Linked DNA regions of Mus musculus: region 2 is linked to region 1. The links are chromatin loops, found by intact Hi-C in ENCODE. Cell type or tissue: left cerebral cortex. All regions are shown on one strand. Region 1 overlaps Mphosph8 (M-phase phosphoprotein 8). Region 2 overlaps Zmym2 (zinc finger, MYM-type 2).

What was found. A loop is a pair of places that touch in the nucleus more often than their neighbours do. Peaks named below come from ENCODE experiments on the same cell type or tissue, not always from the same donor. Only the 100,000 strongest peaks of a DNase experiment are listed, where the experiment ranks them.
Region 2: it touches region 1 in a loop (2.7-fold over the local background); 6 of 42 quality-filtered maps call a loop at or near these places.

Annotation. Positions count from the first base shown.
Region 1 is chr14:56,688,874-56,691,373 of GRCm38, reverse strand. Mphosph8 (M-phase phosphoprotein 8) reads right to left here. Exons shown (of 14, transcript NM_023773.2): 9 at 2,259-2,345; 10 at 313-467. Among named protein-coding and RNA genes, the nearest start is that of Gm16973, 11 kb to the left of the region's middle. In left cerebral cortex, no CTCF peak of the experiment used is centred here; a DNase peak (open chromatin) is centred at 1,455.
Region 2 is chr14:56,943,814-56,946,313 of GRCm38, reverse strand. It overlaps Zmym2 (zinc finger, MYM-type 2), which reads right to left. Exons shown (of 25, transcript NM_029498.4): 17 at 2,077-2,248. Among named protein-coding and RNA genes, the nearest start is that of Gm36789, 56 kb to the left of the region's middle. In left cerebral cortex, no CTCF peak of the experiment used is centred here; no DNase peak of the experiment used is centred here.

The DNA of each region.
Region 1 (2,500 bases):
GTACTGCTATTATAGGCTTGGCTTTGGTCTACCCCAGGACTGTGTACATTCTAGGTAAGCTCTTTTCCAACTGAGCTACATCTCCAGTCCTAGACTAACATTTTAAGATTTCCCTGGGTTTTCTAAGATTTTGGTAACTCATATGGAAGTAATATATATGCCACTTACTAAATTCATAATCTACTGAAGAGAGAATCCCTGCAGATCATCTTTTCTGAACATTTCCTACACAAACCATTCCAAATATGATGTGTTCAATAAATTTTTCCCACTCTGACTTAACCATGGTACGTTCGTTCGCCTGACACTTACGTCTCCAAGTGGCTCTTCAGCAGTTCATATACAAGCACATTATTACACTGCTTTGCAAAGTACAATGCACTATTTTGGTGCTTTGACAAAATGTTGCAGTCAGCTCCACATTCAATCACAAGGCGGACAATGTCCGAATTTCCTCTTTTGCATGCCTAGGGCAGGAAAGAGGAGTGGCATTGTAAACCATAGTAACTTTAGTTTCTCCACACGGGTCTGGCAGCAGCTCTTGGTGAAAGAGGACAAAGCCTCATAAATGAAAGGGAAGAAACCTGGGAACAGGCATTAGCAAGCACTGGCAACAGACAGTTGTGAAGTAGTAAACTAGAGGCTGCTGTGAGGAACAGCTCAGTGCCCAGGGTACCTGCTAGGACACCCTCTCCAGGTTCTTTAGGCCTTCATGGTTCCAACTGCCTTTCACCTTTCAATGGTTCTCACAGCTGATGCCCAGTGCCAGAGCTCCCTAACTCTGGAAATGTAGGTTCAGACTAATATTACTAATATCACTTATTTCAGGAACCTCCTTCCAGGTCTACAAACTGCTTGTCTTTTCCCAAATGCACTCCGTAGTGAACTAAGGAGCATTAGAACAAACCCACCCTTTAATCTGGGAACTTCTCCAAGTGCCCTTAGAATACTCCCAACCCTGGATGGTCCTGTAGAAAACGCTAGCATACCCCTGCCCCTCTCTGCTCCCGTGCTCTTTCTTCTACTGAGGTGTGCCTGCCGTCTAGCAGGTTCTCAGTAAGACATTACTGAGTGCCACCTTGGTGTACTTACGTGATAATAACAGGCAGACACACACACACACAGAAAGACCACGTAAGCTTAGACTCCTGAATAAAAGACTATTTACACAAACCCAAATCAGTCATAGTGAGGAATCACAAAGCAATGATCAAGGCTTAGGCCTTAAGGGTCTGATAGGAGGCCCAGGAGAAAGATGCAGATTATAGAACACAAGGTTCAGGACAAGCCTGGGGCTGTACTGCAATCCAATGCACTGCTCACACCTGACAGGAGAGAACTTGGCATTGCAGAGAAATCCCAGCTCAGATCACAGCTTATGCAAAGCTGTACCTCAGGGAAGAAATAAGACAGAGCCAGCTACGGACAACTGGATCTGCTGAGTCACAGCAGCACTATGAAGCAGAAACCTAGAACTCCTGCAGAGAGAGGAATGAGTCACTCTAGGCTGAGGCTAGTGAGGAACTTGCAACCTACCATTCAAAGATACAAGAAGGGTGGTTGGGAACAGCACAAACTCAATAACCTTCAACTCAAAACATAATTCCACAGGAGATGGAGTTACAAAATACAAAATAATGAGAGCATATAATCCTCTCCTCCTCTCGGGTGTCTAAACCTATTCATGTGACTACAGTGACCTTGATTGTATTGTCACTACACCTTTTGCACGTGACCTGACTCATGCTAGACAAAGTCATTAAGGCATTCACCTAATGTGTATGGACCTCTGATATAAATTTCTGAACTGGCACTAGATGTATTAATTGATACTAGAAAAGCCTCTCTCTGTCTAGCTTAGCAGACAAACTCTTCCTTCTGCTTTGAGATATAAGCATCCACGTGGCTAGAAACCACCCAAGACATCTGTAAACTGCACATTGTGCAATCTTGGATCTGTCTGCCTCTTTCCAGTGCCTTCTACTTGTAGCATAGAGTTATCATTCACTGAAACACTTGCAGTTCCTTGCATCTCCCCAACTCCTGCTGACTCAGCACCTACAACCCCCAGCTCCCATGACTCTTGCTGGGTCCCTTAGACTGAGCATGTCCCATACATCACTGATCTACCATACTCTCCTGCTTTGATGACCCACTTCTATTCTATGGGAGATCCTGACTTCCAGAGATGGCTTTGTCTCTCTGCCTTTCCCAGTCTGCAGCACCCACATACATAGCCACTGTGAAACTTGACTTACTTTCATGAGCGCAGTCTCACCATTGCTTTGCTGAACATTCACAAAAGCTCCAGCTTCCAAAAGAATAGCTACAGTTGTTAAAAAGTTCTATTAAAAAACAGGAAACAAAAGTGAGTAAATTAATGGAGAAGAAAAAAACAAACAAATTTAGTCCCAAGATTTCCTTAAAAGACAAGACCTTCCTTCTAGCTGTTTTGTAACAAGGAAAAAGACTCACAGATTCAACTCCATGCAGGTGGCTG
Region 2 (2,500 bases), 250 kb before region 1:
TAACAGCAAAACAACTCCTATGTTAGAGTATCTGTATGTGTCCGCGCGTGTGTGTGAGAATGAGAGACACACACACTACTCGCCAGTGTGTCCTAAGTCCTTCCACGTAGACAGGGATGCAGGTGACACCAAAGGCTGACGTCCTGTGTTTTTTCTTTGTTTACTGGGTGCACCTTCCCTCCTTACTCTACCCTGTCATCCACACTAAGGTTATGGGCAAAAGCCACTGTGCCTAATCTTTTAAATAGGTTCTGAGGATCCACATTCAGGTTTTCACGCTTGCATGGCAGGCACTTCTCTGAGGGAGTCATTTCCTCAAGTCGATATTCATAAAAACAATTCTTTATCCAAAAAAAAAAAACTTACGGAGGTAAATAACTGATTTTCAAACAGTCTTTTTGAATTCTGAGCAAGTTTCCGCAGACTCAGGCTATGCTTGTTAATAACTACCGTGTTGTTTTGCACAGTTATATGCATTCTATCCAACATATACTACAGTGACAAAAGGTCTCCAGAAAGAAAAATAAGACAAATTATACAATTAGGAAATAAAGGTGTTCACAAGATAACTTTTCTATGAAGAATTCATGACATGGCTTCTCATTCTTTTTCCCATGGGGTATTATTTTGTAATATATTAGATACACCTAGAACTCACCCTCCAAAACCTGAGCACAGAGACCAAGTGGGTGTCTATATTCTATTTTAAATTAAAAGCAAACACCAAGCTGGGGGGTGGTAGCACATACCTCTAATCCCAGCACTTGGGAAGTAGAAACAAGTGGATCTCTGTGAGTTCAAGGCCACCCTAGTCTACTACAGCACTAGTTCCAGGATAGCTAAGGCTACACGAAGAAACCCTATCTAAAAAAAACAAAAAACAAAAAAAAACAAAAAAAAAAACCAACAACAAACCCATAGTACTAATTACAATCCACTACAACCTCTGAGAACACTGTAAAACAACTACTACAATTGTCTCGTATAAAGGGAATCAGGCATTTCAGGACTAAAAATGGATTCTAAGTATTACCAGAAGGCTACAGGTAGGAATAAATGTCCAAAAAAAAAAAAAAAAAAAAAACACTCATATTAAATCATGCCACTATGCAGCAACAGTGTCCTAAGAGAAAACAGGATAAATTATGGTTTAGATAAAGCAAATTATTTGATTAGTAAAAAAAATAATCACTGGGAATATCTATCACAAAACAATATCTTAGAAATCTACTACGAAAAATAACTGAACTGAATTCAAATCCTATTTTTTAAAAAAAAGGGGGGGGGGGGTGAGTGAATTAGAAGCAATAGCTGCTCTTGCAAAGGACCTAAATTCGGTTTCCAGGCCTTACGGGGTGGCTCACAGTCATCTGTAACTCCATTTCCAATGGATATAACACTATCTTCTAAGCTCCACAAGGACCAGACATACCCATGTGCAACTCTCAAACACATAAATAAATCTTTAAAAAACAAAACAAAACAAAACAAAAAACCTTTTGTTTGATTTTTTTGAAAACACAAGCAAGTGTGGTTGGTGGCAACCGTACCTACTTCAGGAGAGGAGGCTGGAAGACCTTGTCTTGAGGCCAAGAGTTTACTGCCCAGGACACATACAAAATCTCCACCTCAAAATAAAACAAATTATTCCACTAGAGATCAAGCTTAGCATTAGAGCATACATAGTTCAAAGTGGAGTTTATATTTCTCTTTATAAAAATTTTTTGTTGTTTTATGTGTACAAGAGTTGTACATATATGTATATTTGTGCACCACTTGCATGTCTCATGCCTGTGAATGCCAGAAGAGGACACTGGAGCCTCTGGAACTGGAATTAAAGGAAGATATAAACTTGTGGGTGTTGGAAGCCAAACCTAGGTCTTCTGCAAGATCAAGTACTCTTAACCCTGAGCCAAAGTGTGTATTTATTAATATAAAATATTTCTGCTATAATCCTTTCTCCTACCATCTTATTAAGTATTGCTACAGGATATGCCTTTAAGTACCATAATAATGACAATACATAGGACCCATCCCCCCACACCTCTTAGCGACAAACTGAATAGTATAGCTCACTATTGATGTTGGATGCCTCTGCTTTCCCCTCCTCTTCAGTCATCATATCTGTCATCGTAAGCAATTCTGAATCAAGAGGATCTGAAGAAACTTTGCTTTTGAGGTCCTCAACTGTGGCAGGAATCTTCTCACTGCTGTCCAATGGAGCAGGCAGAAACACAGGAACGGGCACCTAACGAAAGCATTTACTGTTAGGTGTACTAAACAATACAAGCTATTTTCTCAAATTAAATGCATGACCTACTACTATATAAATACATTATCAAAGAAAGTCTTTAGCAAGACTAAACATCAAAACTAAGAAGTTTACCATGACAAGAAAATTCCAGAATACAGATACTTTAAAAAAAAAAAAAAAACAAAGGAAAAGAAGAGAAGAAAAGAGAAGAGAAGAAGAGAAGAGAAGAGAAGAGAAGAGAAGAGA